Linked DNA regions of Homo sapiens: region 1 is linked to region 2. A link is an interaction called in ENCODE POLR2A ChIA-PET data of the cell type or tissue named here. Cell type or tissue: HCT116. All regions are shown on one strand. Each heading gives the region's core, and the rest is flanking DNA. Links, peaks and the distances in the headings are about the cores only.

Evidence for each region. Peaks named below come from ENCODE experiments on the same cell type or tissue, not always from the same donor. Only the 100,000 strongest peaks of a DNase experiment are listed, where the experiment ranks them.
Region 1: POLR2A ChIA-PET joins it to region 2 with 7 read pairs; 2 of 35 experiments call an interaction of 5 or more read pairs at or near these places.

The regions. Positions count from the first base shown.
Region 1 is chr11:34,628,922-34,634,422 of GRCh38, reverse strand. The region is part of intron 1 of EHF (ETS homologous factor); the gene reads right to left. Among named protein-coding and RNA genes, the nearest start is that of EHF, 11 kb to the right of the region's middle. RefSeq lists an enhancer at 33-92. In HCT116, for the core only: no CTCF peak of the experiment used is centred there; no DNase peak of the experiment used is centred there; H3K4me3 peaks cover 1,218 bases; H3K27ac peaks cover 1,895 bases.
Region 2 is chr11:34,883,967-34,889,467 of GRCh38, reverse strand. It overlaps APIP (APAF1 interacting protein), which reads left to right. Exons shown (of 7, transcript NM_015957.4): 4 at 599-716; 5 at 1,040-1,175. Among named protein-coding and RNA genes, the nearest start is that of APIP, 30 kb to the left of the region's middle. In HCT116, for the core only: no CTCF peak of the experiment used is centred there; no DNase peak of the experiment used is centred there.

The DNA.
Region 1 (5,501 bases), core at 1,964-4,463, 260 kb after region 2:
AACTGGCTGCCATGTGGGCATTTTTACCTCTGAAGCCAAAGGAGCAATTAGTCCTTTTAAATAATTACTTTTGTGATGACAGCGATACCCACACCATTCTCAGTCCTTAATCAAAGTTACCAGCAGGTGAATTCACAGCATTTGCCCTAAGGATGTTGCAACAGCTTACTGACTTCCTGTTTCAATATGACTGTCGTTTCAAAGGACTACTCCCAAATAAGAGAAAAAAAAATCCATGTACATGTGAAAGGCAACTGAATATAATACATACAATCATTTGTGTTTTTACAAATGAATTGAATTGTGAATCAAGCTTGGGGAATGTATTTGATTCTCTTGGGATTACATCACAGATAATTTCATAGCCTTATAATGTGTTTTGAAACAGACATTTTTCACGTTCCCAGGGGCAACATCTGAGGTATTATTGCTGGGGTTTCAAGGGTTTTCATGACCAATAATGCAGCACTGGGAGGCCAAGTCTGGATCCATTATAGGTACACTTTATTGACTGTAAGCCATTTGGAAATATACATAGTATGCTGATCTTTATCAGTCTTGGTGTCAGACCCAGGCTAGGCAGCACATACTGACAGTGGCAGGCACTCAAGTTGATCAAAAGACAAGCTTGCCTAAGATGACCCCCAGGGCCTTTATCAAACCCATCAGATATGATTAAGAATAGGGCAAGCTTCAGATTGTAAAACATCACAGAGGCTTTTGAGGCCTCAAAAGAAACTTTGACTCTCCTCTTCTTCCAAACATTTACATCCTCCTGGTTTTGCTTGTTTTCTGTGGGCCTCTGTGGACAACCTATCACTGTATTATTTGCCAACTTGAAATAAAATAGGTCCTAATGCTCAGTACCCCCATGTTGTTAGAGTCAACAATGTTTGGCTACTGAAACCCCAGATCTCTAAACTAAAATCTGCATTTCTGAGAACCTCCCTTAACGAAGTCTTGAACACTCTCGCCATTGAGATTTTCTGGTCTATATAGACTTACCCACTTGCCTCCCTTCCCTTTCCCACCACAAGATGATCAACTCCAGGAGATACCAGCCTTGAAAGAAATGTCCATAAATGCAAGCAAGTCCTTATAAAGTTAGAGACAAAAGATTCAATGTAGAGAATTCAACCTCTAATCCATCTGCAGATAACCTACTATTATATTATTTGCCAACTTGAGGGAATTGCTTAGTTCTATTAATACCAAATGGTCAAATTCAACAATAATTGGATACTCAAAAGTATGAGTTCTGAAGTCCGAACAGACAAATCTGGCCCCAGAATATAGCGCTTGCAGAGGATCTCTCTGATGGTTACTTGCATCAGGAGCATCTCAAGGCTGGCCAAGCCACCCTAACCCCATCCCACCTCCATCTCAGTCCTTCAAAAGATTACTTAATTACCCTGGACTTAAGCCCTCATACAGAAGACAATTAGTCTCTCAGCTTTCAGCAGAAAGAAACTATTACCAAGAAATGCTTATCCGGCCATTACAATATTGTCTCAGACCCTCTGTAATTCATACATATTTACCAAGTGTCTACTAGATGCTGGGCACTTTGCTAGGTGCTGGCGATACAATAGTTAACAAAACATAGACGCTGCCCTACCCTGATGGACTATTCACAAGGACACGGCTTCCAAAATAATAGTGGCTCCTTCCAAAGTCATCTGAGCTCATTCCCCACCTCCTGTTGTGAATGGAATGGGGCAAGAGCAGAGAGAGCCGGGCAACCCTCTCTGGCATTTGAGAATGACCAACCTTGAAAAGAATTTCAGCTAGGCTTAAAAGCAGGACCAATCCTCTTCTCTCCGGCAACCCCATGCCCTTGCCTTCACAGAAAACTCTGACTAGGACGTGGAGTTGGCAGAGAGGATAATGCTTCTGAGTTTCACAAAGCAGCCTGAGCCAAAACCAATCTCCACTCAGGGCAGAATAAAGCAGTGGGTTGTCTGGATGGCTGAATGTCTCTCTCTGAGACAATGGTGTGTTTATGTGTAGGAGGGTCAGGAGCAGGTTGTTAACATAAAACCCACCGTAAACAGAGCTGTTAATTCAGTTGCTGGCAGGGGCTTCTGTTATCTTCTGAATACCTCCCAGAGGGTATAAGCCCTACCTTTTCATTTGAGTTGGCAGCAGAGTTATTTTTTTGCACCTGTTGCTCTGCTCCGATAACAACGCAGTTAAGCATTGATTTGTAGGAAAATAAACAGAAAAAAGCAAAGAAAGGCATCTGCCCAAACAGCCTGAGCTGGTTTGACTGAGTGTTCATGCCAATTTGTTTTTCCTATAAAAACCAAAGAAAAACCTGCGTTTTCAGTTTGGATGCTACATTTTCACTCCCTCAATATAAAAGGGGGTATCAAATAGGCCAGAGGGAGATGGCAAGGCTGAGAAGCCAGAAGACGTTGTACTTTTCCATTGGCTGGTTCTGTGAGGGCACTCAGGGGTGTCCATGGTCTGCAAAGTGACATGGCCAGCCTCCAGCCAGCCCAGGTTCAGATCATGAATCAGATTAACAAGGGCAGAGAAAAGACTGCTGGGATACGATCGAAACCAAAACCACACTCTTCTAAATGGTTGACTTCCAAAAGTCAATACAGTTTAGGGAGTAGGTGTAGTCTCTAGGTTACCTCCTAAAGTGGAGGCTCAGTGTACCCAGATCTCAGTCAAGCCTCTCCCCCAGACATCCTACATCCAGCCCTGGGCAAAAAGCATAATTTGAAAACCCCTGGTTCCCGGACCACAGTTTTCCCATCGCATAAATGAGGCTAGCCACACCTACCTCAAAATCGGGCTGTGTAGACCCACTCATCTCCTGCCAAGAGATTTGAGGCCTCAGGTCCCAGGTGGAAAGGGCCTGAGATGTCCTAGATGTGATTTCTGTCCTAATCCAAGCATCATCACATGCTCACTTCTCATTAATTTGTCAATGTCACATGATAAGCTAAGTCCAAAAAGGGCCACAAGGAGCTAAACAAATCGCCCAAATGGAGATCATGAACAACATTAATTAAGCAATGGCATCAGCACTCAGCCTTCAGCACACACAGTCAGAGGGAGCTTTTGAATATCTCTTTTTGGCCGGGCGCAGTGGCTCATGCTTTTAATCCCAGCACTTTGGGAGTCCGAGGCGGGCATATCACTTGAGGTCAGGAGTTCAAGACCAATGTAGTTAATATGGTGAAACCCCGTCTCTACTAAAAATATACAAATTAGCCAGGCATGGTGGCATGTGCCTGTAGTCCCAGCTACTTGGGAGGCTGAGGCAGGAGAATCACTTGAACCCAGGAGGTGGAGGTTGCAGTGAGCCATGACTGTGCCACTGCACACCCAGCCTGGGCAACCAAGTAAGACTCCATCTCAAAAATAAAAATAAAAATAAAATAATATAATATCTCTTTTTAAGCTTTGTAGAAGAAAGCACAGTCAAGGCAACATGCAACATTTCCCCAGACAAACACCTTGCCCCAGTGTTCTCCGGGCCGTTGGGGGTTCATTACTACCAGACCACTGGCTTCATGGGGGAGGGGGGCTTATGGCAGTGGGGCCTCAGAAATGTTGCCTCTCCAGGAGCATTAAGAACTGGGTGTTCCGACAGGGGAGGGATATGGCTGACTGAGCGTTCCCAGGCATTCTTGTTATGAGCAGCGTAGGGAGTGGAGTGCTTAGAACCAAATCGGGCAGCAGAAAAATAAAAGATTTAACAACACCCTTAGTTGACTGATAAATAAGACCAACTGTGCAGGAATGTAGGAAGGGTGGAGGACGGTAAGGGGTGGGGATTGGAGCCAGGGAGGGGTCAGGATGAACTAGGACAATGGATTTGACCATTTCAAGAGTCAAGTTTCCTCCTAGGAAAAGACCAAGATGTTCAAGTCAAGGAAAGAGCAACAGCCCCCATCTCAGAATCTTGAAGATTATATAATTAGAAAACAACAACAAAAACTATGACAGTGATAATAGTTCATATTTGTTGAGGGTTTAAATTGTGCTAGAAATAGAACTAGTCATTACATGAATTACCTCATTTAATCCTCACAATAACCCTGAATGTTAGTACTAATATAAGCACCATTTTACAGAGAGAGGTTAAGCAACTTTTCTAAAGACACAAAGCTAGCAAATGGACTGGATATATTATAATAAGTGTACTTGGGAAGGGGTGGGGAAAGCAACATAGTTCTTTTGAAATTACTTGAAAATGGATCCTTGTGTTTCTAAAGAGAAGGAGGATGTCTGTTAGGACGTTATACTTTTAATTTCAAAGTTGAGATCCTTTAAGCACGATTCCCACAACTTTTTCCACCAAATATAAACAGGAGACATATTGATCATCCTTGTACCCTAATATGGAAGCTCCCTTTCAGTGCAAATCAGTCTGGATGCTACAGAAACACAGTTCACAGCCACTCAAACCCATCTATCAGAACTTCAGTCTGGCTTCCTGTTAGAGGCCCCAGATTGACTCAGGGGTTAGGACTGGCTGTCTGAAGCCACCTCAGACTTATTAACCATGATAAAAGAGCAGTAATAACAGCAAGAAAAAAAAAACCTTGGGAAATGAAGGGTGAATTATGGCTCTTTTGGAAGAGCACCTGATGTCTCAGCCATCACAGATTGGTCCTGATGACAGGCTTGCTTGTGTTATGAACATCACTGACTGACCAGAGAAAGACCATGAATATGTTATTGGGGGAGCCTGAATTCCATCCCTCAGGCAAAGAAATCGAGGAAAAGTCTTCCCCTCTTCCACCATCACTACGTCCACATCCCTGTTTTGAATTTTGGAACAGTCTATAAAAACTTAGCCCTAAAACACCAACAGAACTTCATGAGAATTATTTCATTAGCATCCTTGCAGCTTAAGAAGCAAATAACATCTGAATTTTCTCACAAATTAGACGACCTCTCCTTTAGAAGAAGTAAAGTTTCCTTTTATAGAGATAATCATTCAATAGCAGGAAAGCTGAGTTTGTTTTTAGAGCCTTCCTATGAGAACACTAGACTCGTGGCACACCAGGTCTCATTTTTCCTTCCAGAACAGACTTTATTCTGTTTCTCCTGGCTCACTGGTTTACGTAGCAAGCCCTCTGTAAAATAAAATCATGAAAAACCCACCAGTATTGCCAGCAACTCCCTACCAGAAAGGTTTTTCAAGGGATTAAATCCCTTTCAGCCAATTATTCAGCCATCTTTCCAGTTGTTTGGAGGAAAGCTTTGGAGCTCAAACAAAACTGGAAAACTCACTAACTCAAAAACGACATCCTCCCTCCTCAACAGGCCATAGCTTTCCACCAGAGGTTGCGTAGCTGAGCCTGATGAAAATGAGGAGAGGGCTCTCCGCAGCAGCTTCCCAGACTCCCAGTCTCAGGAGTTGTCATACATTCCATTTCACCATAACCAGAGGCAGGACCAGCTACATCATTTGCAGAGCTCAGTGTAAAAGGAACATGCAGGGCCCTTTGTTCAAAACTTACGAAGAATTTTAA
Region 2 (5,501 bases), core at 1,295-3,794:
TAGATCTACATAATTTCTTAAGCTTTAAGAAGAATATACCTTATTGAGATTAACCTTTCTGAGTACCATCTAAATTTCTCAAGGGTTAGAAAAATTACTCAAAATTTTGCTTTTATCTAACAAAATGTGGGGAAAAAAATTTTAACACCCATCTTTGGAATGTCGATTTCTTTATATAGACTTTCTGAAATACAGTTGTGAAATTATAGGGCAAAGTTGAGAAGCTAAATTGTTGAAATGACAGCAGTAACATCATTACATAAATAGTAATTTTCCATATCATTTTTTGTCTTCAAATTTTTTTTAATTTTTGGGATTTGTATTAAACTTCTGAGAATATTTTTACTAGTAGAAATCACTGTTTTATTTCTCAAAATTGCTAAATTATTTTGAGAAACTATAATTATATATTTAAAATGTAAGTTAAATATATGCATATATTAGCACTCTATGTATATGTATACTAAATATACACACAAGTATGTATACTATAGATAAACTTTCTTGTATTCTTATGTATATGTACACAAGAAAAGGAACATTTCTAATTGATATTTTACAAGCCTTCTTTTTTTCTTTTTTTCCCCTCTATAAATAGCCTGAAGACATGTTTGTTTGTGATATAAATGAAAAGGACATAAGTGGACCTTCGCCATCGAAGAAGCTAAAAAAAAGCCAGTGTACTCCTCTTTTCATGAATGCTTACACAATGAGAGGTATGCAGAAAATATATTCAACATAAAGAATATTTGCAGAGTAGGCTCCTCTAAATAATGGTAATTATTATTTCAGTTAACATTTCTTGGATACCCACCATGTGCAAGAACTTGAAGTGCATGAACTTACTCAGTTCTCACATCAACCTATGAGGAAGGTCCATTATTCCACTTACCCTCCTGCCTACTACCAACTTATTCCATGCCAGGAAAAATAAGCCCATAACCATATGTAAATATAAGTATAACTATATGGACTTTTTTTCTTTAAAAGCTATAATTCAGTCTTCATTGAGCATGCGGCTTTCTTCTTCCTCCTTCAGGAGCAGGTGCAGTGATTCATACCCACTCTAAAGCTGCTGTGATGGCCACACTTCTCTTTCCAGGACGGGAGTTTAAAATTACACATCAAGAGATGATAAAAGGAATAAAGAAATGTACTTCCGGAGGGTATTATAGGTATTTTTTTTTCCTTTTTCTTAAATAATTTGAAAAGAATTCTTCCTTCTCTTTGATAAATAGAATACTGATCATTTTATGCATATAATGAGATGTCGTGGGATCTGTGTTAAATAATACTCCATTTAATATTACACTTCTAGACCTATTCTCATGACACGAATGGGATGTCTTCCCTCCTCTCCCGCCCCTACCCCAGCCATGGTAAATTATTAGTAATATGAATAATGAAATGTTTGTTTAAACTGAAAAAAATCTTGACTGAGATCTCTATCATGATGGAAAGATTATGTTCCTGTATTGAGGCAGCCAAAGATATCTTCAACTTCACTTTGTCTTCAGAAATTTGACCAGTGACTACAGTTTATACTTCATGGTGATTTAATTTAGTATTTCTGGAATATTTTCATATTTATGTAAGTTTTTTTAATAAAGTAGATCTCTATATTTTTAGAATTTTTCAGTGTTTAAGGTGAAATGGATAGTAAGTATAGATTACCATTCTAGATCAGTTTAAATAAATTCATCAGTCCACAAAAGTGTAGTAATTCTTCATAATTCTAGAATATAACGGCAGGAAGAAACATGTTCTCAGTGTTCAGGGACAAGCTAAGCATTTCATTTGAGTTTATTAGCATTCTCATTCCTGAACCTTCACTCTTAATTTCCTAAAGGGCTTGATTCTACCTTGCCTTGTTTAGAGGAAAACGGTGCCAGTTTTACTAAAGTGTTATTACCACAATATCATATTCTTACTGCATGTAATGGAATGTGCATGTTTAAACTAGTGCACTGAGAAATTGATTTGATTTCAGTTAATATTTATTGTGTGCTTAAAGCATTCCTCAGGACTGTGAAACACCTGTTTACAAAAGTTAAATATTTAAATTAAGAGAAGTGTACATACTGAGGAAAGTAGAGCCCCAGATTGCCTCTTCCATATCTGGGGCTGAAGGAGAGGCCTTATGGGTACTATCAGTTTCATATGAATGTTATTGTTTTGGTGAGGAAATAAAAATAGGTCAGAAGAATCAGTTTTTCTGAAAAGAGTTTGGAAAAAGTAAGGTAGAGGAACAGGGCATAAGAGAGAGTCTTTGCAATTTTGTGGAGAGGCCAAGCATGGTGGCCCTTTGCAATTCTGTTGGAGTCTAGCTGGGAAATGAGTAATAGAGTCATTAACACAGCTCAGGAGGCAGTGTTATTTTATCTGAATTTGAAGAGAATCCTGAGTCTAATCAAAAGAAAGGCAATGAAAGCTGGATGAGGTAAGAAAGGATGGAGTTTAAAATTCTCTACTGTATTTTTTTAAGTTTATCTTTTATATAAAGAACAGCTTTAAAATACAGTCACTTGTCACTGTGGATGGGGATATGTTCTGCGAAATGTGTCACTAGGTGATTTCATCATTGTGTGAACAGCAGAGTGCATACACAAACCTAAATGGTATAGCCTACTGCACACCCAGGGTATATGGTATAGCCTAATGCTCCTAGGCTACAAGCCTGCATAGCAGGTTACTGTACAAAGTACTGTAGGCAATTGCAACACAATGGTAGGTATTTGTGTATCTAAACATAGAAAAGGTTTGGTAAAAAAAAAATATGATGTAAAAGGTAAAAAGTGGCACACCTGTCTAAGGCCCTGACCATGAACGGAGCTTGCAGAACTGGAAGTTGTTCTGGGTGAATAAGTGAGTGAGTGGTGAGTAAATGTGAAGGCCTAGGACATTACACTACTATAGACTTTATAAGCATTGTATGTTTAGGCTACACGAAATTTATTGAAAACATTTCTTAATAATAACCTCAGCTTACTGTAACTTTTTTAGTTTATCAAGCTTTTACTTTTTTTTTTTAACTTTTGGACTCTTGTAATAGTACCTTAAAACACACATTGTACAGCTATACAAAAATATTTTCTTTATATCTTTATTCTATAAGCTTTTTTCTATTTTAATTTTTTTTAACTTTTTAAATTTTTTTTGTTAAAATCTGAGACACAAACACATATATTAGCCTAGGAGTACACAGGGTCAGGGTCATCAATATCACTGCCTTCCACCTCCACACCTTGTCTCAGTGGAAGGTCTTCAGGGGCAAGTAACATGCATGGAGCTGTCATCTCCTGTGATAACTAACAGTGCCTTCTTCCGGAATACCTCCTGAAGGACCTGCCCGAGGCTGCTTTACAGTTAACTTTTTAAAAACCATATAAGTAGAAGGAGTACACCCTAAAATAGTGTTTTAAAATTATAGAGTAATAAATACATAAACTACTAACATAGTCATTATCATCACGTATTACATACTGTAATAATTGTATGTGCTGTACTTTTATACAGCTAGCAGCACAGTAGGTTTGTTTACACCAGCATCACCACAGACATTTGCATAATATGTTGTGCTGTGACCCTATGACAGCTATGCGGTCATTAGGCGATAGGAGTTGTTGAGAGCCAAAAAGGCCAAAGGGATCGTGATCAACTCAGCATTCCACTGGAGGCTATATGATCAAACAGCAAACTGTTTATCATGAATGCAGGATGTGAGCAAACTCACACTGCGCCTGCCACCAAAAGGTTTGCTGAGGGACATCACTCCCTGGCACCGGGCTCCTTGAAGTTATCCATTGAGAAATCTAGAGCCTATTGTTCAAAGGATGCAGTCTTGCAAGCCTGCTGTGAACCAAAGTGGCCGACTGACAATTGCCCGACAATTGCCCCCCATTTCTCGTTATCTCTTTTACCAATAAATACGGAGGGCTGTGTACAGCTCGGGGCCCTTGTCCACTAGAGGCAAGGTGCCCCCGACCTCTTCTTCCAAACGTACTCTCTTGTTTTTATCTTTTATTCCCACGTTCGCCCCCTTTGTTCAGTCCACCAGGTCTGTGCAGGTATAATGGAGTTTTTCAGCTCCATTATAATCTTATAGGACCACCATCATATCTGTGGTCTGACATTGATGTATATGTATATACCTATATATGTGTATATATATACCTTTATATGTATAGTTATATGTATATATATACACCTATATATGTATAGTTATATATACATGTATAACTATACATATATAATATACATATATAGTTATATAGGTATATATATACATATATAGTTATACATGTATACCTATACATATATAGGTATACATTATATAGGTATATATAATATATATAATATACATGTATACTATGTATACATATATTATAGTTGTATAATGTATACATATACATAACTTTATATTATAATTGTACTCCCTTTCAGAAGCAATGTCTCTATGGTACAGTGAAAACAATACTCTTTGAGGGTCAAAGGGCTATCCTGGCTCTCTTTCTCATTTAACTTGTCTGGATCAGTGTCATGTTTGTAAAGTGGGAGGACTGGCTTGAATTCGCTTTCAGTTCTTACTTTGCTGTGAAATTATTTTGCTCCTGAAAATATTTCTGACTATTGAGTGCATGCTAGAGAAAAATATGTTTATGGTTCTCTCGGCCAATATTAGGAAAGATTTGAGACTAGCAATTCATTCCTTCAATATTTAAGGATACTTTTTTCTTTTTTTTTTGAGACTAAGTCTGGCTCTGTCGCCAAGGCTAGAGTGTAGTGTCTCGATCTTGTCTTATGCAACCTCCGCCTCCCAGGCTCAAGCCATTCTCTCACCTCAGTCTTCCGAGTAGGTGGGACTACAGGCATGCACCACCATACCTGGCTGATTTTTGTATTTTTTGTACAGATGGGGTTTCACCATGTTGGCCAGGCTGGTTTTAAATTCATGAGCTCAAACAGTCCATCTGCCTTGGCTTCCCAAAGTGCTGGGATTATAGCTATGAGCCAATGCACCTAGCCATAGTTAAGGATAGTCTATAATTACCTCTGTTTTACTTAAGTGAAGTGATGGGCAACTCTATACTCTTAATGATAATGGTTGGCCAAGTTATCAGTCACATGATGACTACTTAGTCTGTGCTTGCCCTACAGTAGCAATTGCAGAATACTTTAGCTAGAACTTTTTTTTTTAAGTTTTTAGCACTATAGAAGTAGTGAAAAAGCAGATGTTACATTAACAAAACAAGAGAAATTCATGTAAAAAGGAAAGCTTATCTGAGTTTTTGCAAGAATAGACTTAATTTTGCCAGTGACAATTATGTGTTTAAATATTACATTCTGATTTCATCACATGTATTTCCTGAGAGGACAGTGGAAGTAAAAGAAGTTCTAATGCTACAGATTTGAGAATGTTCTGAAAGCGTCGTACCTTTAAGAGTTATCTCCAGAACATTCTTGCTGTCCTAGTGCCACAAACCATGCTTGTGTTTTTTGAT